Linked DNA regions of Homo sapiens: region 1 is linked to region 2. Evidence: read pairs that join two places in POLR2A ChIA-PET (ENCODE). Cell type or tissue: IMR-90. All regions are shown on one strand. Links, peaks and the distances in the headings refer to the core of each region. The heading gives the core; the rest is flanking DNA. Region 1 overlaps LINC00385 (long intergenic non-protein coding RNA 385). Region 2 overlaps LINC00426 (long intergenic non-protein coding RNA 426).

The links. Peaks named below come from ENCODE experiments on the same cell type or tissue, not always from the same donor. Only the 100,000 strongest peaks of a DNase experiment are listed, where the experiment ranks them.
Region 1: POLR2A ChIA-PET joins it to region 2 with 6 read pairs; 2 of 35 experiments call an interaction of 5 or more read pairs at or near these places.

What each region holds. Positions count from the first base shown.
Region 1 is chr13:30,167,594-30,183,431 of GRCh38, reverse strand. LINC00385 (long intergenic non-protein coding RNA 385) reads right to left here. Exons shown (of 2, transcript NR_187533.1): 2 at 14,401-14,846. Among named protein-coding and RNA genes, the nearest start is that of LINC00385, 22 kb to the right of the region's middle. RefSeq lists enhancers at 3,150-3,895, 3,896-4,642, 13,810-14,079. In IMR-90, for the core only: no CTCF peak of the experiment used is centred there; no DNase peak of the experiment used is centred there.
Region 2 is chr13:30,332,940-30,348,777 of GRCh38, reverse strand. LINC00426 (long intergenic non-protein coding RNA 426) reads left to right here. Exons shown (of 5, transcript NR_024464.2): 5 at 7,310-8,512. It overlaps LOC124903145 (a long non-coding RNA gene), which reads right to left. Exons shown (of 2, transcript XR_007063742.1): 2 at 1,610-3,822. Among named protein-coding and RNA genes, the nearest start is that of LINC00427, 21 kb to the right of the region's middle. RefSeq lists an enhancer at 9,704-10,903. In IMR-90, for the core only: no CTCF peak of the experiment used is centred there; DNase peaks (open chromatin) are centred at 6,447 and 8,077; H3K4me3 peaks cover 380 bases; H3K27ac peaks cover 2,674 bases.

The DNA.
Region 1 (15,838 bases), core at 6,230-11,229, 170 kb after region 2:
CTAGGCCTTCACATTCACTCACCACTCACTCACATCCACAGCAACTTTCAGTCCTACAGACCCCATTCACGGTAAGTGCCTGATACAGGTGTACCATTTTTTAATCTTATATACTATATTTTTACTGTACCTTTTTAATATTTGATATGTTTAGATCCACAAATGCTTACCATTATGTTACGGTTGCCTGCAATATTCAGTACAGCACCATGCTGTACAAGTTTGTAGCCTAGGAGCAATAGGCTATATCATACAGCCTAGGTGTGTAGTAGGCTATGCCACCTAGGTTTATGTGAGGACACTTTTGATGTTCACAAAATGACAAAATTACCTAATGTCACATTTATCAGAATGTATTCCCAATGTTAAGTGACACATGACTGTACATCAGATGAAATCCTAAAAAATACTCAAGTAACCCATTGGAAGATAAGAGAAATGGAGGAATTAGAAACAAAAGAAACAATAGAAAACAATAAAATGGCAGATTTAAACCCTAAGACATCAACAATTACCTTAGATATAAATGGTCTAAATATACCAATTAAAAGACAGAAATTGACTGAGTGGATTAAAAAAGCATGATTCAACCTATGCAGTCTACTTCAAATACAACAACATAGGTAAAGGGATAGAAAAAGATATACCATGCAAACATTAATTTTAAAAAATGCAGGAGTGTCTATATTCTTATCTGATAAAGCAGACTTCAGAGCAAGTTACTAGAGACAAAGGAGGGACATTTCCTAATGCTGGAAGGCTTAAGCCACGGGGAAGATACCGGGAAGATACCAAACAGTAACATAAAGACCCAGATACCAAACAGTAACATAAAGACCCAATCGCAGCCCTGGTTGGTGTCTTTCATTATTCACAGGACTGAAGAGCTTTTGAGAGTAAAGATCACAGTGGCTGGTCTCGGCTCACACCTCCTGCCCCAGGATGTGCTTTAGGAATGTTGTTAACTAACTGTAGTGGAAGACAATTGCTCTTGCAGTCTGGCTCACAAGTCTACACTCCTCTTCAGGAAAGGCCTCCAGGGAGTGAGGAGTCTGTAGCAACTGAGTGGCCCCAGGAAGCAGGGCTAGTGTGGACTGGCTCCCTCTTGAGTTGTGGTGGGGGCTTGCTTTCCCAGCATGCTCTCTTGGCTGTTTTGCTAGAGTCTCCCTTTGGGCACCTGCGCCCTAAATGTAGAGAAAATGCCCATAAGCTACTCTGCATCCCTTTTATAGGTCCTCCCAAGAAACCTTGGAGTTCTTAATGCAAATAACTTCCCAGCTCTTGAGAGACATATGTAGATTAGGCCCCACAGTGACCCCATGCAAGAAACCATATCCATAAATAATCCCAACTTGAAGACCCGCCGGGGTCAACCAGCGAACCATTTGATTAAGTAATGCATTGAAATGCAGCGAGGTCCCATGTCACGACGGGAATGTAAATCTGAGGGGGAATGGCCGGAAGTAAGTGGAAACTTCTTGTGTTTGTATGATGATGATACTTGGTGGTCGGAAAGGAAATTATTTATTTGGGAAATCTCCGCAGTGGCATTATGAGATCACCAGTATATTGTTAATGGTTTCTGTGCTCGTGCTTTTTAGTTTAGCATTTGCTCTGTACCTAAAATTTATAGGACATGCTGTGGTGGCAGGTTTGCCTGGTGAGCCTAGTGAGGTGGGCCAGCAGGTGAGGCCAGAGTGAATGAAGCTGTGGCCTCAGAGGGGAGGTTTGCCCCTGGGCCTTTTAGGGAGAAGGGCTGCATCCTGGGCTGCGGGACCAGACAACTCAGAGATCCAGCCCAAACATTCCTGACCACATCCTCCTCCTGAGTCCGTCCTTGTTCAGGTTTCTATGGTGGCACCTGTTTTGTTTCGTTTTTTTCGAGACAGAGTCTTGCTCTGTCGCCCAGGCTGTAGTGCAGTGGTGAGATATCGGCTCACTGCAACCTCTGCTTCCCGGGTTCAAGCAATTCTCCTGCCTCAGCCTCCCGAGTAGCTGGGACTACAGGCACCGCCACCATGCCCAGATATTTTTTTGAATTTTTAGTAGAGACAGGGTTTCCTCATGTTAGCCAGGATGGTCTCGATCTCCTGACCTCGTGATCTGCCTGCCTCGGCCTCCCAAAGTGCTGGGATTACAGGCATGAGCCACCACTCCTGGCCACTATGGTGGCATCTTTACTGTGGGGCCCAGACTTCAAACTTCTGCTGTCCGTGACCCTCCTAACCCAGGCCTTCTCCTCACAGTAGCCTGAACCCATGGGCTCAGGCAGCAGTATTAACCCCACACCATGCCTCTCTGCATAGGGGCTTGCCTCTCCTTCCTCATCCATGTCGCTGGCTTCTGCATTTGTCCAGCACCTCACCTTTGGGATTCATCTAGTGGGCCTCTCTAGTGTTGAGCCTTGACATTCGCCTGGGCCCATCTGTACCAGCCCTTGGCTGCTCCTGGTCATCGCCCACCCTGGTAATAGCCTCTTTGACCTGAGCCCCCACTGGATGCTCCAGCACCTCCTCCCTTCTTTTCTTCCCCTCATCCATCCTCACCCATGAATAGTCACTGCAAGAATCCGCTTAGCATTTCCATGACCCCACCTTGGCAGAGGCCACCATCCTTTGCATCCTGCACACCTCACTATATGCATGGCCTTCGTGCTAAAGGACAGGATGGCACGTTGATTAACAGGAGGCTCTGCAGCCCAGCTGCTGCCCAGTTCGAATCCTGGCTTCACCGGTATCTAGCTGTGTGACCCTGGGCAAGTTAGTGAGCCTTTCTCTGCCTCTGAGGTCCTTATCTATAAAATCTAGATCATAATTGTAGCTCCCCTACAAGGCTACTGGGAAGAGTAATGAATTAATCTATATAAAGTATTTAGAACAGGGCCTTACACACAATAAGTGGTAGGTGTTTACTGTTTTGCTAAGTTAATCTTTAAGAGGTAAGCCAGCTTGTAAAAGCTCACCTCTGTCCCCTGTAGGAATACGCTATTGCACCATGCTTAGCATGCTATGGCCACCCAGCCTGAACGCGAAGGCTAACATCAAAACCAGGTTGAATAGAGGTGATGGGAATTCTGGATGCTTTTCTGTCTAATTTTTGAAGAGTGATGTCTTCCCTGAAAGAGTTAAAGTTAATATTAGCTCCTGAAGCAGATGGCTCTTGAAGAACAACCAATGGAAGAAATGCCTTCAAAGACTGGGTGGCATTTTCTCAAATTCTCAATCTCCTGTCAACCAACTGGGGAATCTTCACTCCAGAGCTCTTCTGAGTGGGTCTTTCTGCAGCTGGCTTGTCACCACAGCACAGGGCTCCTTGTCTCTCAGGGTTGAGCTGTTGCCTCTCATTCTTAGCCACAGGTGGCCTCTCCACCCTGCTAAGGATGTTTGTGTTCCTTGCAGGAAAGACCTTAATTTATTTTGCAATATTATTGTGCTTCTATTTAGTTTCTTTTCTCCAGCAGAAGAGGGAAGAAAGAAGTGCTTCAAAGCTGCATGTCACCACTGAGAACAGACAAATTCCTGAGACAGGCCCAAAAGTCACAGCCGGTGGCCTCATCACCTGGAGAGCCTGGCCTCTCTGGCTGCCAGCCCACCTGTGCCCCCACCCTTGCCCATACACTGGCCTTTGATCATCCACACTCAGCAGGATCACACAGCCCACCTTCCTAACACTGCTGTGCCAGGTGCTGCCTGCTGCATCTGGGGCTAGTGGCTCAGGCTTCAGCCCAGGACTGTTTCTTGTGATGATGGAAACACCTGGCTCTTTGTCCCTAATTGTCCTGGCCTCACGGCAGGAATCTCAGCAGACCATGTCCTACAGCTAGGATCATTATGGAGTGATGGGGACTAGGACAGAAAGGCTTGGAAGAGGGAGGGGTCAGTGCTTGCTGGGGGGTAGGAGCGGCGGGGGATGGAAGTAGGGGGAGGATCCGAAGAGGCTTCCCCGGAAAGATGATGCTGGGCTGAGTTTTCAAAGATGAGTGGGTGTTCACCAGCGGACTGCAGGGGAAGGGCGTGGAGAATTGCAGGTAGAGGAAGCACTTGGAGCAAAGATGCGGCAGCACAGGGCTATGCACAGGGTGAAGGGTGCAGTGAGGGGTGAGAGGGCAAGGGGTATCCCACACTCCGGGGGTGACTCTGGATGGCACCCCAACCCTAAAGTGCAGAGCTGCACTAAAAATCATTCACTCTGGCTGGTCCAACAGGCCAGGTTTTGGTCCAACAGGCCAGGTTTTGCCTGCAAAATAACCAGAAGCCTCCCGTGACAGACCCAGGGGTGTGCTGGAACAAGGCCATCTTTCAGGTCCAGGAGGAGATAGGCCAGCATTGCTAGGCAGGCAAGCTCTGCACAGAGAAGGCAGCTGGAGGACGCTCAGAGGAAAGCCTCGGCCTGAAGAACAGGCAGGCCTTCTGGAGGGAGGTGTGCCATCGAGTCAGGCCCACCCACCTGTAGGATGAGCCAGGCCAAGTGAAGCTAAGTTTACCCTCCCTCAAGGCAGGAATTTCAAAGAACCATCCTGGACAGGTCCTCTGTAGTGTTTAATTACCCATTATAATCCATTAGCTAGTTAGACATTGATATTTAATTAATTAAGCATTTATCAAATGGCATCTATATGCCAGGCATTGCACATCCCATAGGGGATTAAAGAAGTTGTAAAACATGGTCCCTGTTCCCCAGGAGCTCAAGGCTGGGGAGATGGATCCATACACAAGTGCTACCAGTACCATGTGATCTGTGCTGGAGCCACAGCTGTGGCCACAGAGAAAGGCAGACACTCTCTTTGCTGGCAAGAAGCTAGGGGTGGGAAGGGCATAAGAGATGCTTCTGAGAAAGAGTATCATGGAGCCGAGTCTTGGAGTGTTAGTAGAAATTTAATCAGTGGAAGGGTGTGAAACAACCTTCAAGTCAGCTACAACAGCTTTTTCAAAGGCATGAAGTTATGCAAACCGTAGTGTGTGGGGGGAGCATCTAGTAAAGGCTTGTTAATTCACAGCATGTCCCATCACTCCCCACCTCCCAAACCCATGGCCGATGAGCCAACCAACCACAGCAATCTCTCCTCTTCCTCCTCTGCAAAGGGTTCCAGGCAGGTATAACAAATCTACAGAATCAGTGCTCTTGGCCATCCTGGGATTCACATTTTTGTGTTGCTACATTAGAAGGCAGGAGATGATGTTGGGAGAGTCGTCTGGGGCCAGTACATACTGAGCCTGTGTCATTCTGAACTCCATCCTTCTGCTGATGACAGCCCCACCCACCTGCCCCTCACCTGCCGGTTAGCACAAACTTCAGTCTCCCCAGGATTGTCTCACCGTTCCTTGTCTCTCTTCAGATCCATGCCTGCTTCTCTTGCACATCTGAAGTTTCTCCAGCATTGATTTTTTGGGGAAACATTCAGGCTCTTGTCAATAGACACCAGCTCTCTTCTTTAGAAACCACAGGCCTGAGCCTCTTGGTATTATATATGACATGCAAAGCAAGTACTCTAAGGTAGAATTATTCTATGGTGAACTATTGCCACACTCAGCTTCATTTAAGAAAACGTTTGCAATATTGAAACTCTGGAAACTTATTAATCAACCACTGGTCTTTGATTCTCTACATAAAAGCTTGCCCCAGAATGGCCTATATAAGGGTGTGTCGCCCACCTCTGAAGAATGTGTAAAAGAACCACCTCAAGGCACAAAAAGGTAAAAACTGGCTCCTGAGAGGGCAAATCTCAACTCCAAGTGGTACGACACTAGATGATGTTATAATCCTATCCTTCGAAACTTCTGGTTTGATAACATTAAAAAAATGGATGTTCTCTTCAGGTGAGCATATGTTCTGCAGTGCCGAGTGACTTGTGATGACATGGTCTTCCTCTCATGTGCCAGTAACCTTTCTCAGGAGGAAGCAAAACCTGCTGTCCAGTTATAATCAGAAAGTACAGCTCAATATTCATACCCAGTATACATTTTGCTAAATGTTACTGGTTTTGGCAACTCTCTTCAGCATCCAGGAGGACTGTTTAAATCCCCCTAAGCAGGTTAACTTTTCTGAAGGTGTATTTGATGACCAGCCCATTTTAGCAGGTCACATAATGTGGCCATTCAAAACCACACATTTTAGAAACCATGTTAAAGCTCTCCTAGGCCTTGTCTTGTCTCTACAGGGGAAGGCCTGGGGTTTTAACTGGGCACTTCAGCACTTGGACATATTCAGGAAATCGTTTCCTGAGAAAAGTCTTGGCCCTGCGTCCAGGTTCTCCTCTAATCCACCCTGGGTGGAGATGAGATGATCTTTCATCCAGGCTGGATGATCTTTCATCCAGTAATTGACTGAATTATATCAAAATGTAATTGGCTCTTCAGTTTTCACAAGAAATTTGTAATTTTGCTTCCTACAATCATTGCCAGCAAAGCTTTGGGCCTTCTTTTCAGTCAATCACCCAGAATACCTGCCTGTCAAGCAAGTCACCTGTTGTTATCAGACTTTTTCTAACTCCTGTGTTGCATGAATAAACACAGCAATAAGGAAGATGAGTTTCAATAAAGAGCCAAAGGGCCTGATAACCTTTCTTTCCTCTAAGTGGCTCTTGGAGATGAGGGGACATACCCTTTCCCAACAATGGAGTCTGGGGGAGGTGGGCTTGGAAAAGGAATATTTAAATTTATATAATTTCATTTTTGCAAAGTGAAAAATGACCTATCATTTTTAAAAATAAAAACTGCAGAACGTGAAGCTCTGTGGATTCTTCTGGCAGATAGAACTAATGGAATTGCAAAGCTCATCCTTTGTGCATCCCCCATGAGTGGGCTGAGCTTCTTATGTTTATCAAGAAATAGGGCACAAGTTTAAAGGATGGTGCGAGATGGCTCTAGACTCCCTAATTAAACTCTACTCCGGAATGGGGAGACCAGACAACATGCAAATAACAGTGGAAACTTCCTTCTAGTTGAGCCGCATTGGTACCAAATAGTAAAGGAATAAAGCTTGGTGTGACTCACCATTCAGAAAGCTGTATTGGAGAGCATCAAGGAAGATGGTAGCAGAAGTTCAGAGAGAGGTGCAGCAAGGAAATTGCCAAAGCCAGACACCAGGGAGGGAGATGTGGCTGGAAACCCAGTGAGAACAGCTGGGCTTTCCTTGGCATGCAATAGACACCACCAAGGCATTAGTGCTCAGCTCACATTCTCCTCATTCATTGGGTCACCCTTATGTGTAGTGTGTGAACATCTAACATCATGCCAACTTGATCACCAGAAAGCTACCTACCCAGGCTATGCTGTACTGGTTCCCCAGGGAAATCCCATCAAAGACCTACAAATCCTTGGCACCCTTGACTTTGAAAGAGGATCCATGTAAGGAACAATCATATAAAATCACTATTATATAAAGACCTATATATGACTGGTTCCTTTCAAAATGGAGGCCTTATAAATTGATGAACTTCCTTCTATTACATATTGAAAGCTGTACAACTTGTGTGTTTCTTGTTTTGCCTTAGCTCTTAGCTAGATTTTTTGTGCTCAGTCATAAAAGGTATATTGGCTTAGGTTTTTAGATACAACTCTCTCCCAATTTTTATTGCTTTGTAGTTGGTCTTAAAAAAACCTTTAAAAATCGATTTTTATTTTTTATAACTTTTCATTTTCTTTGCCTGTGTCCTTTTTTGGATATAGATGGCGTACCATATAAACAGTTCTCTAGAAATAATTTCACACAGTGGTTTCTATTACAAACTGTCTTACCTAAAGATATCCTTTTCTTTAAACGTGACACTTCCACACATTTAAGATTTAAAAATAGCTCTATACGCAGGTTTTATTACACACACACACACACACACACACACACGTAGCCACAGTCTTAAAAATCCACAAAGATAGGATACTCTAAGCAATATTTTAAAGAAAAGCTACCTTAGCACTTGGATATTCCTTTGAAAAAGACCATTGAAATTCATTTTGTTCAATTCCTTATCTTCGTACCTTAATTATAAATAAGAAAAAAGTCACAGCAATCTGCACTGTGTAGTGGGCGTCTGCTCTGCCCCAGGTACTGTGCCGATGCTCACCCACCTTATTGTTAATCCCCACCCACAACCCTGTGTAAAAGGAATTACTTAACTTATTTCATAGATTAATAAACTGAGGCTCACACAGGCTGGGCGCCTTGACTAAGCTCACAGTTAGTCATTTAATAACCTAATAATAATGTTTTAAATAACTATTATCAGACCTAATCTATCAGAGTCCTTTGAGGCCGTGGTTGTAACCACCTAGTACCCTAATTTTTCTTCTTCTTCTTCTTCTTCTTCTTTTTTTTTTTTTTGAAATGGAGTTTCACTCTTGTTGCCCAGGCTGGAGTGGAGTGCAATGGCACGATCTCAGCTCACCACAACCTCCTCCTCCCAGATTCAAGTGATTCTCCTGCCTCAGCCTCCTGAGTAGTGGGGATCAGAGGCATGTGCCACCATGCCCAGCTAATTTTATATTTTTTAGTAGAGACGGGGTTTCTTCATGTTGGTCAGGCTGGTCTTGAACTCCCGACCTTAGGTGATCCGCCCACATTGGCCTCCCAAAGTGCTGGGATTACAGGCGTGAGCCACCATGCCCGGCTAGTACCCCCATTTTTCTAAGAGATACTTTATTTTTTTTCCTCTCTCTTTTTTCTCTTTCCTACTTTTCCACACTTCCTACTTAGCCCTTTAGAAATGTAATCATAGCCTTTTACCTCCTCTTCACCAGACGCTCCCTACAGGGCAAGTTCATCTAACTATGTGCTTAGAAGCTCCAGAGCAGAACTCTCACCCACCAGGAGGCTGCCTGAAGAGATAACAGCCCATTTACAACCAAAGTATGCACACTAGAGTTTTTGACCACCTTTACAACCTATTTTTTCCCAGGAAGACACCAACTCAACTGGCCAGTAGATAAGGCACTGAAGGGAGTACACAGACCCCCGCCACATCCCACTCACCGGCTCACTTCCACCACTGTGTAGTCCCCACACTTTAAAATTGCCCACTTCCTTTTTTTTCACTCTGTCACCCAGGCTGGAGTGCAACAGCACGATCTCGGCTCACTGCAACCTCTGCCTTCTGGGTTCAAGTGATTCTCATGCCTCAGCCTCCCTAGTAGCTGGGATTACAGGTGCCCGCCACCACGCTTGGCTCTTTTTTGTATTTGTAGAAGAGGCGGGGTTTTCCCATGTTGGCCAGGCTGGTCTCGAACTCCTGACCTCAGGTGATCCACCTGCCTCAGCCTCCCAGAGTGCTGGGATTACAGGTGTGAGCCACTGCGCCCAGCCAAAATTGCCCACTTTCTGCTCCAAAAGTGAAGTGGTACCCATAAAGCAGGAAGCCTGTGTACTTCTTCCCCTAAAGTAGCTTTGGAATAAAAAGTCACTTTCTTTCTACCAGACCTTGCTCTTCTTAATTGGATTCGGAAGAACCTGCAATTCAGTGACATGGTGATTAGCGGAATGCCTGTTGGCCTAGTAAGCAAGTAACCTTTGCAAACATTTATAGGTTTGTGGGGTGTGTGTGCACATGTGTGTGGGGGGATAACTTTGGACCCTCTTGTTATTGCCCCATGATTGGTAGTTCTATTTCAAACTCTGTTTTTCTGCCTGCTTTCTTGGAGCTCCTAATAAGGCGATTGGAGTACAGACTCTTCTGCTTGGCAGATTCTCGTTTCCTCTCACCCCACCCATTTTGTACTTCAATATTGCAGTTTCCAACAGTAGGATGCCTGGTTTTTGGATGACATTAATGAGTTAAGAGCAGCAGATTTATAAACGTGTGAGTTTCTTATTAGGCTAAAAGTCATTTGGTTTTCATTTTTTGTTAACTCTATGTTTAATCATCCTAAAACCAAATTGTCTTTTTCAACCCAAATAAATGATTTCCTTCTTAGATCCAAGAGCTTTCAGGCTTTGAAGATAAAAGGACAGGCTGTTTCACAGCTCAAAACTTTCCATGACATGTTGCAGAGACAGGAAGCGAATTTGCAATCCTGGGCGCATTCTAAGAGGTTCATTCCAGAGAGAGGTATCTGATTCAAAAGCAGCGACCCTTGCTTCCTAAACTGTGAAGGACACCCAACTGCTCCGTAGTCCTCCTCAGAGTCAGAAGTGAGCGTGCAATGGCGCCGCACTGACACCAACACCCCCACTCGGCAGAGCCTGTGGAGGATGCACTGAGGAGCTAGACTACGGCCAACCACGATGACGTCATAAAGGGAAGGGTAGCATCCGCTTGGAAAATGGGACACAGATATTTGTCAGCAACACTAAAAATTAAAGGCCTCACACGGAAAAACTGGGTTAAAATACAAACTTCAATGTATTATTGTTTTATCTTCTCAAGGAGAACTGGGAAGTAATGATCCACACATTTGTCATGCTCAACAGAGCCTTAAGGGAAGTTAACACAGAGCGTTAAACACCATCTATTAAAGAATCGCATTTCACAATAGTGAGTAAAAGGAAAAAACCTTAGCAAACGAAGGAGGCCATTCTTCCCCCCAGTTTATTTTCATGCTCAAACTAATCTATTAGTTACAAGAGGGGAAGAAAGACAAAAGTTTTTAAAATTTAGGTATAATAGAATTGTTTTTCTCTTGCGACATACTGTTTTAAGTCCCTTTATTCAGAATGCCACCTTACAGTGATGCAATACAGAGGACGCTAACACTACACGCCTTCTTAGTTGTCAGGCAGGGACCCTGCGAGTCTTTTAGCCCTGCAAGACTACAGGGCCAGGTTTAGACAATATATTCAACTTTTAAAAAGTTACTGGACACAAGCAAAAAGGTGCCAATTCCCAGTTGAACCATTTTTTTTAATGGTCACTTGGGCCCCACCTATGGACGTCCTTCAGGAAACAGGCCTGTGAAGAAACCACCTGTGCAGCGTGTCGGTGAAAGAGGACAGAGGGCATCGTGGATGTCATTCAGCCTCCAAATGGAAACCTATAGATATGACACATGAAAGTGTCTGGACTCACACAGCCTCACTCTAGTGACTTCCGCTGGCCACTGGACTTTTCCACTCAATGGACATTTACGAAGTACCTAGTGTGGCGGAAGACTGTCTTAAGCAACTGTCGGGTATGTGGAAAGGGAAGAAGACCAATTCCACTCCTTTAGTGTTTGTAAGAGACTAGCGTTGCACTTAAATGCATAATGACCCTTACATTAGCATAATTAATAGCACTCTTGTCACTTGCTAGAAATGCATCTATGTAGCTATTGAAGCCTTAAGCTGCTCACAGCTATTTGAAAGGTACAGCTAGGAGGCTGCCATGCAGGTGTGCCTAGCAGCAAAGGGTGAGGTTGCTGGAGTCAGACCCCTGGGTTCATGTCCCAGCTTCACTGCCACCTTGCCGCTGCAGGACCAGGGCAAGTTACTTGCCTGATATTTCTCCCGCTGGCTCCTTTCTTGTTAGGGCCAAGCTACCTGGAGTCTGGACTGCCGGGCCCCCCGGCTCTACTCTCTAACCACCACCTATGGACTCCTGCCTGCTTCATCTTCATCAAACACCTCTTGGCATGCACGTCACTTTCTCTTTGGCCCAAAAATATTTAATGGCCCCCATAATGAAAAGTTAAATTCATTAGCAGGTTTAAATTAATTAAACAGGCAAAAAATAAAATTCACTAGCAAAGTATTTAAAACCCTCCCAAATGCGTCTCCTTTGTCTCTCCCCTGCCCCTTCTCGTTACCTTCCAACACACTGCTTTCTTTCTGACCTTCAAGCCTTTCTCAGTTTCTCCTCTCCCTAAAGTCTTGCCTTCCTGGAGCTCCTTGGCCACCTTGAGGACAGCCCCTGCATCTTAGAGCAGTGACTGCTGGCCTCACTTCCTTGACTTTGATTTTAGTTTTCCTGGAAACAACGTTGTCTTTTTCTACTTTCCAGCCCATTTCTCCTCACTGGACACTTGAGCTTCTTAGGAACCAGGCCGGTGCCTCCCATGCCTCCCGCCTTGCCTCCTGGCATCTCCAGCACCCACATAGCACCGTGTGGTCTCAGGCAAGGCTGCTGCTGGTGGGCTGTGTCCCAAGAGGTGACCGGGGCACTCACAGAGAATGCAGCTCGTGTACTCAGACAGGCATGGACTGGCCTTGTCTATTTTACTCTGTGAGCAGGTCTGAACCTGGAAATGCTCTTTTCTTTATTTTAGTCTTGAGAAAGATTCATTTTGTTGTGAATGCTGTCTCTACAAAGGGAGAGTCCTTGTTGGGACTAGGATAAAATTATCAAAATTAGTCCCAGAAACAGCAGTAATTTAGGAATGCCTTACCTTATCCTGAGGTCGTTTATTCAGCAAAGGTTGATGTGCCTTGCTAGTGAGAAGCACCCTGCAAGCTATTGGAATCACCGTTCCTGTCTTCCAGGACTGGGAAGAGAGGCAGATAAATGCATGGACATATTTTTTTCCAGAGTCAGAAGTGCTGCAGGAGCATAGGCACGTGGTGTGGGTGCCCCCGGGAGAGACACCTCACACAGTCAGGAGGGTGCAGGGAAATTTCCTGCGGAGGGGCTGTCTCAAAAGATGGACGGGAATCAGTAGAGAAGGGGAGGCAGAGAGGCTATACCAGTCAGAAGGAACGGTGGGTATGAAGGCCGGGAGGTGAGAAGAGAGCATGGTGCACTCTTAGAAACAACAGAGGAAGTTTAGAGCGCCACACGCACGAGGGTGGGGTAGGTGGTGCAGGGGCCGGATTATAAAAAACTGGCAATGCTGTGTTGAGGATTTAGACTCAGAATAGAGTATTTTGACAGGCAGCCTCTGAGACAGCTTCTGGGAAGTGTTCCCTCCTCTTCTATTTTTTGGAAGAATCTGTGAAAGATTGATGTTAATTCTTCATTAAATGTTTGGTAGAATTCATCAGTGAAGCCATCTGGTCATGGGCTTTTATTTCGTGGGACATTTTTTGATGACTAATTCAACATCTTTCTTGTTATAGGTATATTCAGATTTTTCTCTTTCTGAGTTTCAGCAGTTTGTGCGTTTCTATAAATGTGTCCATTTCATCTAGGTTATCTAATTTGTTGGCATATAACTGCTTGTAGTATTTCCTTCAAACTCTAGTTTTGCAAGTAATGCCCTTTCTCCGTACCTGATTTTAGTAATTTGAGTCTTCTCTCTTTTTTTCTTGGTCAGTTTAGTTAAATGTTTTGTGATTTTGGAGATCATTTGGTTTTATCGATTTTTCTCTATTTTAAAAATTCTCCATTTTATTTATTTTCTTTCTAATCTTTATTATTTTCTTCCTGATGCTTATTTTTGGGTTTAGTTTGTTTTTCTAATTTCTGAGGATGGAATGTTAGATTATTAATATGAGACTTTTCCTTTTTTCTTAAAAATACATGTTTACAGCTACGAAATTCCCTATAAGCACTGCTTTAGTGCATCCTTCATTGTTGCTATGTTGTGTTTTCATTTTCATTCATCTCAAAGCATTTTTAAGTTTATTATGGGAATTGGCTCACACGACTTTAGAGGCCCAGAAGTTCCCTGATAGGCTCTCTGGAAGTCAGATTCTGCTCCATCCCCTGGGCCTGTTGTTGTTGCTGTTTGTTGCTATTATTTTACTCAGGGATATTTCTAAATATCTTCTGTAAAGTCTATATTCTTTATCATGTTTAGCCACTGAGCTCTCTGCTCAATCAGCTCAGTGGTCAGTTAATGAATGGACAGAGGTTTCCTTGAACGCCAGTGACCAGTAAATCTCCCAGTCCTTGGAAAGCTGCTGTGTGTGCACGTTGGACACTCCTTCAACACTCAGCCAGGCAGTTGAAACTGTGCCTTAGCTTTCACTTTCTGGTTTTACAGAGCCCCAAGATCAGCCAGAAGTGAGCTCTTGGGGCCTTCTTAGGTCTTTTCTGAGCATGTGCACAGCCCTGGACACATGCAGAGTCCTACACATGCCCATGACCTTCTAGATGCCCAGAAAGTGGGTGAAGCTTGTCTAAGACCCCATGGAGAGCTCATTCCCCAGATTTTACTTTTATGGTTTTTGATCAGCTTATTGTCTGCCCAACTGTGATCCACAGCCTTAGGCAGCCACAAAGCACCCAGCCAGAAAGTTAAACAACAGTCTCTAATTTTTTTATTTTTATTTTTTTACAAACACCCCTGGAGAAAAGCCTTTTGCACTAGGTGAGCTCTAAGTCAGGTCTAATAAAGATGACCTTATAAGTGCAGTCTTCCAGGGGACTACTAGAGAGGCTAACTAATGACGATTCCATGGGAATGAGGCTTTAAAGGACCCCCGACTCCATTTCTCTCTCTCTGATAGCTACCAGGCTGCTGTCTTTTACTGTGATTGTTAGTTTTCTAGGGAACCACCACGTGGGAGATAGGGAGATAGGAATAGGGCAAGTTGAAACACCACAAAGTTTGCTGTTCATACCAAGACTCAGCCATTTTAATTAAATAAAAGCTTCCCGGATTATTCCAAGCCTTTGGTGGTTAACTTTCAGAGTTCTAGAAAAGTTGATTTTGACATTTTTTGCCAGTTTTCTTGCCTTTTTTTTTGAGGAGAGAATTTTTTGATTGTCAATTATTAATTGGTCAATTATTAGTCCATTTGGATGATCTGTTATCAATCAGTTTTATGTTCAGAGGATCACTCTGGTCCTAGTATGTGGAAGACACTGGGGTTTGAGGAAGGCTGGAGTGAGAGGATTGAGTTGGGAGTTTCATGGTCAACAGGCAACAGATGATGGAAACCTGCACTGAGGCGGTAGCAGCGGAGACACCACCCAGACAGTTCAGATGTGCCAGATGATTACAGCTTGCCAGGTTCTGTGTTCAGTGCTTTGCTTCCTCTTTTGTACATCATCGTACCTATTTTAACAATGATAAAAGTATTAATACCTTGCCCAAGGTCACACAGCTAAAATGGGGTTAGAGCAGGTTTTGGAATCTATATTTGTGTGACTTTAAAATCCATGTTTATAATCACTACCCTGCATTTCTAGATGCAGGCTTAATGACTATAGTAAAAAAATTATTCATTTGACAAACATTTATTGATGACATGTTATGTGCAGGTACTATTCTGGGGGCTGGGGAAATAATAGTGAACAATATAGAAAAAAACTGGCCAGGCATGGTGGCTTACGCCTATAATTCCAGCACTTTAGGAGGCCAAGACAGGGGGATTATTTGAGGTCAGGAGTTTGAGACCAGCCTGGCCAACATGGTGAAACCCCATCTCTACTAAAAATACAAAAATTAGCCAGGCTGGTGGTGCATGCCTGTAACCCCAGCTACTAGGGAGGCTAAGGCAGGAGAATCACTTGAACCCAGGAGACAGAGGTTGCAGAGAGCTGAGATAGTGCCACTACACTCCAGGCTGGGCAATAGAGTGAGACTGCATCTCAAAAAAAAAAAAAAAAAAAAAAAAAGAAAAAAACTCCCTGTTCTCATGGTGCTTACATTCTCATTGGCAAAGGCAGACAATGAAAAAGATATATATGTGTGCGTTATCTTATGTAGGGTAGTGACACATGTTAAAATACAATAAGGAGAGAAAGAGGGCATTGGGTGGGTGTGGGTGGATGTTTGTATTAGTCCGTTTTCACACTGTTGATAAAAACATACCCGAGACTAGGCAAATTACAAAAGAAAGAGGTTTAATGGACTTACAGTTTCACATGGCTGGGGAGGCCTCACAATCATGATGGAAGGCAAGGAGGAGCAAGTCGCATCTTATGTGGATGGTGGCAGGCAAAGAGAGAGCTTGGGCAGGGTAACTCCTTCTTATAAAACCATCAGGTCTCATGAGGCATATTCACTATCACGAGAACAGCACAAGAAAGACCTGACCCCCAGGA
Region 2 (15,838 bases), core at 4,554-9,553:
GACACAGCTAGTGAGTGGTTTGAACCAAAGGCTGTCCAGCTCTAGGTCCATGTGCTTTTAGGGGCTATTGTCTGCCTTTCTGCTCCATCTTTTAATAACACAGCTGGCCTCTTGGCTATGGGAATTAGTGTAGGGATGGACCTGGCACCCAGCAGAGTCCTAAACCAGGGTTCTCCTAGCTGGACCTAGCAGAAGAACCCTTTCTTCCTTGGTCACAGAGTCATTCGGCTGTTTCCCCGGTAAGGTGGGCTGCCATGTCTACTGCTCTGTGAAGAAAGCCCTCTGTAGGAGGAGAGAATGAAATCTACATGCAAAGAGAAAAGCAGAGATTATGATGGGGAGGCTGGGTGTGGTGGTTCACGCCTGTAATCTCAGCACTTTTAGAGGCCGAGGCGGGTGGATCACTTGAGGCCAGGAGTTTGAGAACAGCTTGGCCAACATGGTGAAACCTTGTCTCTTCAAAAAAATTAGCCAGGTGTGGTGGCACATGCCTGTAATCCCAGCTACTCAGGAGGCTGAGACATGAGAATCACTTGAATCCAGGAGGCAGAGGCTGCAGTGAGCTGAGATCGTGCCATTGCACTCCAGCCTGGGGGACAGAGTGAGACCGTGTCTCAAAAAAAAAAAAAAAAGGGAGAAGAATTCTGATGGCGTTCAAATCCTTGACTTCAATCCCTGACCCTGTTATCTAAACTAGCCTGAGTTCAGCTTTTGCCACTAGCCCACTGGGAGTGTCCTGAGTTACACAGGGTTTATATACCACACTATCCAGCTGCCACCTGTATCAAGTTGACCAGGATAGGGGAGTTCGCCACTGGGTCCCTTGGACTTACCCCAGTTGGTGTCAAATCTTTAAGCAGGTAAACTTTCCCCACAATACAACCCTTCTTCCACTTTTTTTTTTTTTTTTTTGAGTTGGGGGTCTTGCTCTGTCACCCAGGCTGGAATGCAGTGGCACAATCATAGCCTACTGCAGCCTTGAACTCCTGGGCTCACGTGATCCTCCCTCTTCAGCCTCCTGAGTAGCTGGGACAACAGGTGTACACCACCATGCCCCAACCCTTCTTCCACTTTGGAATATACTCTGTATCACACCCATAAGATTCTTCTCCATCTCTTGTTACTTGGCCAAGCCTCCTAATGCAAATACAGCACAGTATGTAGTGACAATGTGGACATCTTAGTGTTGACAGGCATTACTTCATATTCTGACCTCAAGAGGCAGGACAGCAGTCATGGAACTAACAATATGAACAATACGATGACATTCCTGACTTCAGCTGGGGGTCTCCTAACTGTATGATTTCACAGGCCAGATTATTACGATTTTTTTGGATGGGACAGGGGTGGGGAGAACATCATAGAGCTGCCAACTTTTTATTTTGTCAAACAGGGCTAGTAGACTTAAATTTATCCTTCCCCAACTCTTCATTCGTTTACTTAACAGGTCTAGAAAACACTCTTCTGTCATCCCTGAGGTTAAGCAACCTTACTAAGTCACTGGAAAAATATAAAAAGTCACATGAATTCTTCCACTCCACTTCACCTGATACCTTTGGTTACTGTCTTAGTCCATTTGTGTTGCTGTAAAGAAATATCTGAGGCTGGGTAATTTATGAAGAAAAGAGATTTATTTCGCTCACAGTTCTGCAGGCTGTACAAGAAGCATGGCACCAGCATCTGCCTCTGGGGAGGGCCTCAGGCTGCTTCTACTCATGGCAAGAGGCAAAGGGAAGCTGGTATGTAGAGACCACGGGGTGAGAGAGAGAGCAAGAGAGAGAGGAGAGGTACTGGGCTTTTTATTTAACAACTAGCACCTCCGGGAACTAAGAAAATGAGATCTCACTCGTTACCAAGAAGTCAGCACCAAGCCATTCATGAGGGATCTGCCTCATGACTCAAAATACTTCCTATTAAGCCCCACCTCCTAACAACACCACATTGGGGATCAAATTTCAATATGAAATTTATTGGGGTCAAATAAACCATAATCAAACTATAGCAATTACCTTCCAAAATTTAGAGGCAAGTATATGGAGACTGTCAGTTGACCTTGTTGGTAATAATTTTTTTAGTTAGCTGGAAGCTAGAAAGGGCAGAAAGAGGTGAAGAGGAAGCTGTGGCCATGGAGGTTAATGTGGTCTGGGCTTGGGGTAGGTGTGGTGAGTGGAGGTTGACAACAGGTACAGCTTGTACTGCAAGGGCTGGGTAGCACAGGAGCTAAGGGAGGTGGGAGGGCCCGCAGAGCCCAGGTCCTATGCTGGGTGTTCTCTGACGAGCTCTGGAATGAAGTAGGCATGGGCAGTTGTTAAGGCTTTAAATCCCTCGATGTTAGGCCTTGAGGGACTGTGATTTCTCCCCACATCACTTCCCCTTAACCAAGTAGTAAACTACATTTGGCCAAAATTGTGCCTTTAGGACAATAGCCAGAGCAAGACGCAGAGCAAATCTATGACAGCCACGCTAACACTGCACATAGGACCAGACACAGAGAAAAAGCCTTCTCAGTGTGCACAGTGTCTGCATCTAAGCAAAATAAGTCTATCAGAATCTCCTTGAAACTGCTGCCAGGGAAATCTGAAAGCTTCTAGTAAGCAAAGCACAATGAAATGGAAATGAGTTATAGAGTACCCATTACCTCTAGTTTAATGTGCAATTGATAAGCTCTTTTACTTACTGTACCACCTGTTTTATTTTAATGAAAGGAAAAATTAGCTATTAGAGCTTTCGTGGACTCATTTGCAACCATGGTCTCCCAACTGTATTTCTTTGAGATGGCTTTAAGTTCCTGAGTCCCCAGTTCTCTGACTGAGGTAGTGGTGGTGGGCTGTGTTGGGGAGGCAGGCCTTTGATTGGGGAATGTGGTCAGTGACCTTCAAGATGGCCTGTGATGGTCCCCACCTCCTGGTGTTCACCCTTGGTGTAGTCCCCTCCCACACTGTGGCAGAGTTGATCTATGTGACCAATAGGACACAGCAGAACCCAGTGGAGTTTATTTTTAAGATTAGTTCTCATGTTCTCCCTCTCTCTCTCTCTCCCCTCATCTATCAGATCACTAATTCTCAAGCCAGCTCTCATGTCAAAAGGACATGCAGACAGTCTATGGAGAGGCCATGGGGACTCTAGCCAACAGCCAGTGAGGGCCTGAAGCCATGAACACTGTGAGCACACTTGGAAGTGGCTCCTCCAGCCCCAGTCAAGCCTTCAGGTGACTGCAGCCCTGACTTGACAGCAACCTTGTGAGAGCCCCTGAGTCAGCCCCACCTTACTAGTTTCCAGACCCTCAGATGCTGTGAGAGGTCACACACATTTGCTGTGCCAAGCTACTGTGTTTGGGGGTAATTTGTTACACAGCAATAGAAAACGTAATACAGAGAGTACAGTACCCATTACCTCTAGTTTAATGTGCAATTGATAAGCTCTTTACTTACTGTACCACCTGTTTTATTTTAATGAAAGGAAAAATTAGCTACTAGAGCTTTTGTGGATTCATTTTGTGGATTCAGAGGGAAGATAGTATCTTCTTGACTCAAGAGGAGGCCCTCATTACTTCTGCTGGGAGAACTGTCCATGTCCCTGATTAGAGTGGTTGGGGCATTCTCACTTCCTTTGCTAGACTGGGGGTACTGGTGTTTTGAATTAGATACAGAAAGGATTTTGCCTACATTCATTGCTGCATGCCTGTAACCCTTGTCATTTGGAGGCATGGATCAGGAAGCGCACACAGAATCTAGAGGATGATGCAGATCAGTTCTTCTTGTCCCTGTTCCATCTTGGTGGGGGCGGCAGGAAACATTTTTGTGCACTTGTAAGCTTCTGAAACTGGTATAAATGAGAAAAAAATAAGCTTTCTTTCTTATTATAAACACAAAATACCTGTGGTGTAAAAGATAAAAAGGCAAAACTATTCACCACCAATGATTCCACCATCCAGATACAAATACTGTTAACAACTGGAGCATATCATACTCCTATCTAGGTATATATATTTTACACAAATAGACAATATAATAAGTGCTATTGTATGACTTTTTTCATTACATATATTATGAGGCTGTGTTTATGTGACTAATATATCTTGTCATCTGCAATTATAATTTTAAATGGTTGCATGATACCCATTATACAGATGTGTCATAATTTCTTAAGCCAGTCACCTTTTGTTGGATTAAATTTGTTTTTATTTTTGCTATTATAAGGATTGCTAAAAAGAATATGCTTGTAGCAAATATTTGTACCTACCTTGACTTTCCTTCTTATGATAAATTATTAAAATAGAATGGTTGGACTAAAGCATGTATACATTCTATTTTATTTATTTTATTTTATTTTATTTTTTGAGACGGAGTCTCTCTCTGTTGCCCAGGTTATAGTGCAGTCATGTGCTCTCAGCTCCGCTCAGCAACCTCTGCCTCCCAGATTCAAGCGATTCTCCTGCCTCAGCCTCCTGAGTAGCTGGGATTACCGGCGCCCACCATCATGCCTGGCTAATTTTATAATTTTAGTAGAGATGGGGTTTCGCCATGTTGGCCAGGCTGACCTCTAACTCTTGACCTCAGGTGATCCACCTGCCTCGATCTCCCAAAGTGCTGGGATTACAGGCGTGAGCCACCGTGCCCGGCCTAAAGCATATATACATTTTAAATGCATTCCCATATATTACCAAATTGCTTTCCAGAAAGTTTGTACCAGTCTATACTCATTGAAATTTATTAGTGTCTATTTCCTTGTACCCTTGCCAGCACTGAGTAATAATTTTAAAAAAATCTTTCTGGCCTTCTATTTATATGGGAAACATAGGGACTTTTCAAGAAGTCTAGCTTATATTCAAAATTTGGCAGCAGCTGGCCAGGCGCCATGGCTCACATCTGTAATCCCAGCACTTTGGGAGGCTGAGGCTGGAGGATCACTTGAGCCCAGAAGTTTGAGTCTAGCCCGGTCAACATAGTGGGTCCTTGTCTCTACAAAAAATACAAAAATTAGCTGGGTGTGTTGCTGTGCACCTGTAGTCCTAACTACTCAGGAGGTTGAATTGGGAGGATCCCTTGAGCCTGGGAGGTTGAGGCTGGAGTGAGCTATGATTGTACAACTGTATTCCAGCCTGAGCAACAGAGCAAGACCCTGTCAGAAAGAAAAGGTAAGAAGAGAAGAGAAAAGGTAGGAAGAAAGGAGAGGAGACGAGAGGAGAGGAGAGGAGGAAAGGAAGGAAGAAATTGGCAGCAGCTTTGAGGGTGAGCAAGCTCTACTATAATCCAATGCCCAGTCAAGGGTGAGAGAAATGAAGAAATGAATTGACTGTTTCTCCCAGATTATGCTTAGAAGATGACAGGAAGAATGTTGAAAATAATATGTATGTGTTCAGGATGTAAGAAAGATCAAACATAAAATATTCAAATCTCTTGGCCCTGTAATTATACTTCTGACAGTTTAGCTTAAATAAAAATTCCAGTGAAAGGGAAAAGGGTATATACACCAAAAAAGTTTATTAACAGTACTTATTTTTTTTTCTAAGACCTAGGTGAAAACAAAACATTACTTATATTAGGGAAACACTACAAACACTTAACAGAAGAGAAATAGTTTAAGAAACTGGGGTATATCAACTTGAAGGAATATTATACAGTTGTTAAATTCGTAAAGGTTATATAGAAACATGCAAATATGTTTATGATGTAATTAGTCATATAAAGGTTATATAGAAACATATATGTTTATGATATAATGTGAGGTATAAAAAGAAATACATACAATTTTTAGCATTTAAAAATATGTACTAGTTAAATCCACATCAACAAGACTGGAAGGAAATATAAAACTACTAATCGTTGTGAAAGAGAGTGGCATCCTATCTTTGAATTTTTTTTTTTCCTGCATTGATTGCTTTTATTTAGGAAAGACCTGATGTCATATGGAAGCCAAGAAGAAACTCTTGTCCAATTTGTAGGGAAAGCAGAGAGACAGAGAGACAGAGAGAGCTTCAGCTTGGTTTCAAAACAAGGATGGAAATACAGAACAACTTAAGTTACCAGCACACTTCATAACAATTAAAAATCATCTCGCTTCTTCCTTCTGCCAGCATAATTTTGGGCTCACAGGTGGATTGACCTGACCTCCAAGAAATGTGTGACAAGGACTCGCCCCTTACCTCCTCAGTTACAGCACGTTTGGTGTTTATGTGAAGCTGGTGGCTTTCAGTATCATGGTGAAAATTTTCTTTTAGGTCATAATTGCTTAACTACAATGAAAAGTATTGATTTTGGAAAAGGCTCATCTTCCCAAAGAGGTTCACTTCAGGAGGTGAATTAATGTGCTCCAGGGACAGTCATGGAAAATGCTTGGCCACACTGGCCGTGTTCTGTAGCCAGGCATTGCTGAACAGTGCAGAGAAAGGCGCTGGAGGCAGACAGAGCTGGGCTGGAAGCCAGGCTCCACTTCATACCAGAAGTATGAGCCCGGGCAAGTTATTGAACTTCTACAGCTTAGTTTACGTAGCTGTGAAAATGGATGAATAATGCCTGCTTGTGCTGTTGTTAGGGAGGGGACGCCTGCTTGGAGGCGAGTATGCAGTAGGTGCTCAGTGAGTGGTGATGAGATAAAAAGCAATGCTGCTCATTTTCTATATTTCTCTTTTCATACTTATTGAGATTACAATGGAGAGAAGGGACACCAGCTTAAAAGAAAACATTTGCAAATCTGTTTCTGATAAATGGAAATGAGAGCAACTGTAAACCACATGAGTCTGTCCAGGACAGAAGAGAGTGAGTGAAGGAAGGCTTTCTCAGCTGGGTGGTTATGTGAGCAGCGCCTCTACTGCCTCTCTGTTAAGTAATTTATCTGGACATCTTGATTGATAATGATGTGGCACTAAAAAACGAAAAGGCATCACAAAACTGCAAACCCTCTGCTTGCACTGTGGGAATAAAATTGGTCACGAAAAGGTGATGGCCACAAAAATCTGGTGGCGGGGTGGGGGGCGGGGGGTGCGGGGAATAGAAAATCTTACATAATATCTATTCCTGTGTTATTTTTTTAAAATCAGTTTATACAGTCTAATTTTTAAAAACAAAAGCTAGATTTTAGCTCTTCTCAATCCAGTGATTTGAAATCAGCCTGAAGAGAGCAAGGTGCATTGAATTTGCTATGACATCAACCGAATTTGTCAATTTCATTTGGATTTCCAGAATGTCCAGTGCTAGGAGACTCATAAGTTGGAGAGAAACGGCCTGATTTATAGAAACTGAGCGAGACTCCGGACCACCTGATGCAGAGAAACCTGTGACCTGAAAAAGTCTATTTGTGTTTCCTCTAGGAATCTCGGCCAAGAAGACAGGGACAAGCTCCCAACTCTGACTACCCCTTTTACAGGGAAAAAAAAAAAATCCCGTGCCTTCTTTGCAGCAAGTGACAAATCCTTGTCATATCGAGATGGCTTTTCCTCCTCCTCTTCAAACATCTTTTAGCAGCAACAGCAGCTCAAGTAACTGGAATTATTTCAGAGTTAAAATGCAGGCTTTGTAGACCCTCTTAGACAGACAGATTCAATTTCAAAGGAAACTTCTTTGGCTGGGTACTCAGTGAGTGTTACACAGGGATTTGGGGAGTTAATATTCACTGTTTCTGTTGTTGGAGAAAAGGAAAGCAGAGTTGCTCTTTCTCATTACTCTCCCCAACGCACATCTGTTTCCTCTCGTATCTTGGAATTAGGAAGATGGAGGAGACTTAAGTGGTGACCCACCTAGCCTCCTGATGCATGCTGGGCTCACTTTAAAACTCCCAAAACAGATGGCAGTTGATCACGGTTTTAAAGATCCCAGCATAGACTTTCTGCAGCCTCCCTTGTTAGCCACTATCAGCGCTTAACATTCTGTCATCTGAATAACTCCTTAAAAATGATAGCAATGGTAGTAGAAATTTAAAAGGAACCTCCCAAAAAACATGCAAAAGCTTACCACCCCAGTAAATCACCCGCAACAATGTCGCAACAGTTTAAATTTACTGCAGAGAGAGCTGAAGTTTAGGAGACACAGCTTTATAATATTTTTGAGAGATAGTTGAGTGCAAATGAGTCCTGTTCCTCTTGCATCAGGGCCTGCTCCACTGAGTCATCCTGCCTTCAGAAGCTTCCAGCTAAGTGGCAGGCCCCGGCCATAGGCTCCCTGTGTCCCCAGCCTCCAGAGAACACACAATGTTCTCATCGCCCTTAGCTCCATTCCAGAAGGGGCCTGCAGTTCTGCAGCTTATCAGGGGTCTACTGGGAAGTGAGATGTCACTGTCCCTTTCTGGCCCTGCATTGTCTGTGAGTGGCTCTCCTGGATTAAGAGTTGGCAAAGTATGGCCAGTGGCCAGGACTGGCCTGCTGCCTGTTTTTGTTTAACCCGTGAGCTAAGAATAGTTTTTACCTATTTTAAGTAGTTGAAAAAAAAATCAAGAGAAGAATACTATTTCGTGATATGTGAAAAATCACATGAAATTCAAATGTAAGTGTCCATAAATAAAGTCTTACTGGAAGACAGCCTTGCTCATTTATTTCTGTCTCATTCGCTACTGTCTGCGGCTGCCTTCACGCTACAATGGCAGTACTGAGTAGTTGTGACGGGCACTGTATGACAGCAAATCCTAAAGTATTTGCCATCTGGCCCTTCACAGAAAAAGTTTGCTGACCCTGGCTTTCGAGCCTCTCATCACTTTGGGATTCATCTCTTTACTTTCCCCAGAGTGAGGGAGGCAGTAACGTTCCTCGTGAGTGCTTAGTCCTTGCTCCCAAGGCAATAAACCCCCCAAAACCCCTCTCTTTCTGCAGTCTTCTTGTTGGCTTGATAGTGGTAGGGCTGGTTCAGCCAAGGTCACAGTTGGAGGGCAGGAAGGGGGTACAGCGAAGGACGACGGGGGTGTCTTCTCTAGTCCTGTTTGCAGCAATCTTTAGAATGCAAAATAATTAAGAAGAAACTGCTGTTTTTTGGCTGTGGGATGCAATTCGAATTCTGGAAAATTAGAATCAACAGAACGTGGGATGTGGGAGTCCAGGACAACTCCCCTGTTTTGGCTGTGTTTGGTGCCATGTGTGGAGGTGGGAGAGATGGGAGAAAGAAGAGGTTTGGGCAGGGGGAGGGAAGAATCAAGATTCTGCTTTGAATGGACGAAGGTTGTGGTTTGTTGAGAGGACAACTAGATAACTGGCCACTTGAAGATGGGATGGAAGTCTGAATCTGCAAGGAGTCACAGATGAATGGTATGGAAAGCTGTGGTAGTGGATGAGATCATACGAACGGTGGGTGCAGATGGAAACGAGAAGCCATCTAAGGACTCGTAATGGGCTCCTCAACACTTGGAAGTTGGGTAGAGGAAGAAGACCGCATGAGGGCAGGATCCTGAATGTTCCACTCACTGCTATATCCCTAGCACTGGTTACAGTGCTTGGCACACACTGCATGCTCAATAAATTATTTGTTGCCCATATAAGTGAACGTGAATTCCAATGGACTAGCATCTTCCACTCTCAACATAAACAAAAACAACAGCAACATTGCAATTCCCTATCTTCTCTTCCCTGATCTCTTTCTCATTCTGTCTCTCCTTCCCTTTTCCTCTGCCTTCCTGTTGCCTTCTCTGATATGAGTTAAATTTATCAGGGGTGTCCAGGTACCCGGCTATTCTTGAGCATTCCTTATCTGGCTACAACTCTGGGTGACACTGGTTACTAGTTTAGTGAACGAGCCAACATATATTCTTCTTTTTGTCTACATAGTTTTTTTTAATGTTAAACTTGTTCCTATTGCACCTCACTCTTTATGAACTGTCAGTTAATGCTATTTTGGCTCTATTCCTACCTTAGACGGATGCTTGACAACTTGGTGTCATCTGACCTTAATTAGGACATTCTTGGTTAAGACATTGTTGGTGTAAAGAGAGAGATGTTCAGTATGGGGTCCTCTCTGACATGAGTAAGGTCACAGAGGATGTCCCTAGGTGGAGGCTGAGTCATCGATAGGCTGCCTTTTGGGTGATATTATTCAGCTCTTTGTGCCTGCACTTAAGACAGAAGAGAGTCTCTCTTATTTCCTTCTATCTAATTGATGAAAAGTCATTTGTGATGGAATCTAAGGTCAGATTCCAGCACAAAGAGATTACATCTCTTGCTCATTCTTTATCTACATGGCCTATCTACCATCAAAGAAAATTAAATTGGTCTGCCAAGATCTGATCTACACATACCATTGAGATGAGTGCAAATTGATTGCTTGTTTTTGCTAGAGTCACTCTTGGCACAGAAGAGAAGTGGACTTCTATCAATCACGGCCTGCTTGGGAGTTGCGTGGGGTGGGGCGAGGGACGTTAGAGAGACTTGACAAGGCTGGAGGCCATGTTCAGCACCAGGCATTATGCCAAGCACTTGACAAGGATTTTCTCAACTAATATTCACAAATGCCCAGCGAGGTTGGTATGATTACATCTGCTTTCTAGTTAAGGAAACTGAGGCTGAGAAGGCAGAGTGTCATGTTTGAGGTCACACACTGGTAAGTGGCAGAAGCAGAACGGGAACTTCACATCCTTCACGCTGAGTCCAGCAGTTATAAATGTGTGGTATTCCAAACAGTATCGCATTGCAGGGAAGACAATCTTTAAACTCCCAAAGCTTCAAACATAACCAGGATACAGATCACTTCCAAATGTTTAGCTCTGCCCTCTAAAATCCAGCCGACATCTCCAACTGCCTTCTGGACATTTCTACTAGGACATCCTTCTAAAGGCTAGAGCACAATGTAGAAACTCAAATAACCATCTTCCCTTCAAAATCCTGGCCTCTGCTCCTCACTGTCCCGTTTCTTCATGGTATGTCATTCTGCCAAACTTCTCAAAACCTGAGTTATTCTGAATCTCTCCTCAGAGATTGTATCCCTAAAACATTTCTTATCTCCATCTCTATCTCCATTTTCACTATCACTACCATTTTGGCCTTTGTCACCTAGGGCTGGGATGACCAAAACAATGAAACATATCTTTCCCCAGCTGTCACAATTTAAACGCTGCTTCATCAAGTCAGAGCCTTAACTATGGGCCTCAATTTTGTCTGAATATTGGAATCACCTGGAGAGTTTAAGCAGCACTACAAATTCTCTATGAATGCTCTCCCCTTTCAGCATTACCAGGGTCATATAAGATGTGTTTGTATCTGGGAGACCAATGATGTCGTTGTAGGTTCTGGAGGTCAGACATAGTATCTAAGCATTAAGAAGGCACGGCCCTAGTCATACTCTTGTTTCTTTGGGCTGGATGAAGGCATGTAGGCTTGGCTGCCAATAAAGAGTCAAGTGGGAGAAACTTAACAACATTGCACGTTTCACTTTTCATTATTCCCCCGAAGGTATCTGCTGTGTTTTCCAGTGACTCAGCAGGTGGTAGTGCCTCCGTGAGGCCTCTGACCTTTCCACTAAAGGGCTACGCTTCAGACTTGTCAGCTTCTCATGTTAGGTCTTCTGCAGCTTTCTTGGAGCTTTCTTCCAGAAGACAGCTAGTTGGTTGGCAAATCTGGTCAATTATCCCAGAATATAATAGCTAAGTTTCTTAATTTGCATTCCATATAACACTAGTACTATGAGGCACTCTACAAAAAGGAGAATTCCATGGCCAAATAATCCTAGCAAATCTCTTGGAGTGGCACTTTAGCATGTTAAAGGCTTTGAGAAGATCTGCATTGCAAAGGTTTATTGATTTAGTTTGTTCCATTATTTTCCAAACGTATTTCACCATGGAACTCCTTTATTTTCAAGCACCATTCTAATAGAGCTAAGAGGCCAATGTCTGTGAGATATGATTTCTGATCGGTTAAAGCATGGGAAAATGGCTGCTGATAATATACGTCAATTGTAACAAACATCCTAATTTCAGAGACATTAAAATGTGAAAGCTTGTGCATCTTAGTCTTAGTTAAATCCAGCCATACAAAGTCACTTCCCTTGGGACTAGGGTTTTGTGGAACACCTGCGGGGAACTGCTGAGCAAGATGGCTCTATTTTAACAGGGGTGTTCTGGATATGACCAAACATGGGCAAGGTGGTAGAAAGGGCAGGCAGTGGAGGCACTGGAGGGGAGAAGGGATTTCCAGCAGCTGCCACTGCTCTGTGTTCAAGAGGACTGGCCTGGGAAGGAAGGAATGATGTCTTCATTGCCAGCAGCCTGGGCTCTGGTGGGCAGAAGAGTGTGATGACTCCAGTCCCCCGAGAAAGAGCCTTCTGGCTTGCCAGGTGAGAGGTATCATGAAACAGAAGAAGGTGCATATATGTTGTCATCAGGTGGCAGGGGAGGGGTGGTGGTGAAGAAGCTGATGGGAAGTGGTGTTGAGCCCCAGCTGTGCCCTATTGTGGTGGTGTGAATTTGAGGAAATATATATATATATACACACACACACACACACACACACACGTACATATATATTTACACAAATTTCTTTATATATATATATATATATATTTTTTTTTTTTTTTTTTTTTTGAGACAGAGTCTCACTCTGTTGCCCAGGCTGGAGTGCAGTGGCATGATCTTGACTCACTGCAGCCTCTGCCTCCTGGGCTCAAGTGATTCTCCTGCCTCAGCCTGCCAAGTAGCTGGGATTACGGTTGCATGCCACCATGCCTGGTTACTTTTTTGTATTTTTAGTAGAGACGGTTCACCATGTTGGCCAGGCTGATCTCGAACTCCTGACCTCAGTTGATCCACCTGCCTCGACCTCCTGAAATGCTGGGATTACAGGCGTGAGCCCCGCACCCGGCCAGTTGAGGGAGTTTCTTAAGCGACCTGAACATCCATATCTTAGTACATCAGTCGAACTACCATGATGATAACGATCAGACAGATTCTGTTTATGCTGTGTATAATAGAAAGCTGACTACGGTGGTGGACCCAAGTAAGGTCTTTTTCTCACACTTCTCAGGAAGTCCAGAGGTAGGCATTTTGGGGGGTGCTGGGAACATCTGTGACTCAGGTTGCTTCTTTCTTCCTGCTGCTTTCTCGAAGTGAAGCTTTTGTCTTCACACTGGCCTCTTCGTGGCCACACGATGGCTGCTCTACCTCCCACCTAACTCTGCATTCCAGGCAGGAAGGGAAAAAGGGGAAGCTCCTATACTAGGAAAGCAAAGCCATTCCCAGAAATCTCCAGCCAACTTCCAGCTAGAACCCCCTGGCCAGCATCTTAGCTACCAGTCTGATCAGACAAGCATTAGGGGGCACTTTGCCACCGTGAACAAAATTGGGATTTGTCAGAAAGGAAGAAGGTGAATGCAGATACTGGGTCCGTGCCTAGTAGCATCGGCCACAAATGTTGGTCGATTACCGGGCTCTGGGAGGTAAGAATGCGCTAACACACACAGATGTGCCCAGCTCTGTGCCGGACACAGAATGGACCCGCTACAGATGCTCTTCTTTCCACACCTCCACCCTGCTGATAATGTTTGATGGCTGTCCCCATCTTCATGGTTGGAAAATCTGTTGTAATTTGTGGTTTTACCACAAGGGGGCATGTAACCAGGAGGGAGTCAGAATCTTGGCTGTGCAGCCTTTGGTCCAACATGCACAGTGGAGGAGAAATCGATTGGATGTTTTGCAACAGGAAGCCCAGGGTGGACGCCAACTGGTAACTGGGCATCCAGACACGATATTGTGTTTCGTTGGAGAAAGTCAGTGTCTGGGCTAAAGTCCTTCCCCGACTACCCAAGTGGATTGCTCTCTTGTCCTCTGCGCTCCCAGAAGGATCGCTACCTAAGTTATTTGCACGGCTTTATGACATATCTTTGTTATTTCCCCGTGTTTACGTCCTGTGTCTCCGACCATGCTATGAACTCATTTAGGACAAGTCTGGCTTCTTGTCCCCTTTGTCCATGCTGTCCCTACCCCTGATCCTCTGACAGTCCAGTGCCTTGGGAGCCAGCCAGGTGAGCACCCTACAATGTACGCAATCCCTGCCCCTGCCTGACAGAACTCACATCTAAAAAAAAAAAAAATTGGGAAATAATGGGTCAAAGTAATGATCAGCAGTGGCTACTCACCTGAAAAAAAAAAAAAAAGCAACCATTTATCTTGTGCCTTCATAGAAGTACACACCTTTGATGAATTTGTCAAAAAATCAACCCTGAATCCAATCAAGCTTCTAGATATAACCACCAATTTACAGGACATAAAGGAGAGGAACATGTTAAATGATACCACAGAAATGCAATTAGCAAGAACCAGACTGTGGGAAACCCTACAGGACAAAATGACCCAGTTTCCTCAACAAATACATTGCCAGGAATCTAACAAATGTGGAAGACAAGCCCATAGATTAAAAGATGTTTAACAGAGATATCAACCAGTTGTGATATATATTTTATTTGGTTCCTGATCTGAACAAACTGTAGAAAAATATTTGAGGCAATTAAAGAAATTTAAAAACGGACATTGACCTTATCTATCTCCACTCCTCTTCAAATATAAGTTCCTAAAGTGTCCAGTTTACAAGTCAATTCACTCCTGGACAATCTAATATATATTTTAAACACTGGCCTGACTGAGAAATTATGTTTTTTTTTAGGTGTCATAATGATATTGTGATATGTTTTTTGAAAGAGTCCTTATCTTTTAAGGATGCATACTGAAATATTTTAGAGATAAAATGATATTAGGGATTTGCTTTAAAATAACACAGTATGGATGGAGGGGAATGGCTGGTTAATTCATTACAGATGAATTAAGACTAGCTAGCCAAGGACTCATGGTTGTGGAAGCTGGATGACAGACGCATAAAAGATCATTGTCTTAAACGCTCTAACTTTTGGTTATGTTTGAAATGTTCATAATAAAAAGAAAAGAAAAAGCTGAAAAAGGAAGAATCACTGGGCTAACCAAGCCATACCCATGGCTGACAGAGGTGGATTTACTATGGAACTGATGAAATGCAAGTGTGTGAGCCTGTCACCAGAGCAGGCCCCTCCCAAGGGAATTGTGCATTCATCATTTTTCTGAAGGAGGGCTCCCCAAATGGTAAAAGCTTGAGGCCTCACAAACCTTCCATCTACCCTTGATGGCAGGCAGCTGATGGACTCCTGCTTCAGACATTCAGTGAATATTTGCCGTTTTTGTTTGTTTATTTTTTCTGACAGAGTTAGGATCTCATTATGTTGTCAGGCTGGTCTCAAACCCCCGGGCTCAAGTGATCCACCCACCTCAGCCTCCCGAGTAGCTGGGACTACAGGTTTGCACCACTGTACCTGGCTAAAAGCAGTTGATATTGAAGATTTTCAAACTTACACAAAAGTAGACACACATCATATAATAAACCTCATGGGCTCTTCCCCCATTTAAGTTCTCAACATTTTGCTATAGTTACACCTTTTTTCTCCTCTTCCTTTTTCTTTTTCTTCCTCTCTTCCTCTTTCTTCTTTTCCACTAAGTAGTTCTGTTTCTCCATTTTCTTTCATAACCTCAATATCATTATCATACCTAACAAAATTAATAATTCTTTAATATTATTTAAGACTGAACCCATGTTCAAACTTTCCCAATTGCCTCAAAATGGTTGGTTCTTAAGCAAAAATCTCCAATCAATGTCCGAAACATGAAATAAGAGCCATTAATGAATCATCCCTCTTTTTGCATTAAACATTAGCTTAAGTCACACTTTCCTCCTCCACACCAGGTGGTACTGTATGAAAATACTAAGGTTGACCTTTTTGCAAAATGTAATTGTGCATGTAAATTTAAAATGGTTATATTTATCAATGGCTACTAATGGTGAGTAAACAAGGTATAAGCATGTTAGCTGAAAGAAGAGCTTATTTGAAATATAAATAAGACAACTCATGCATTT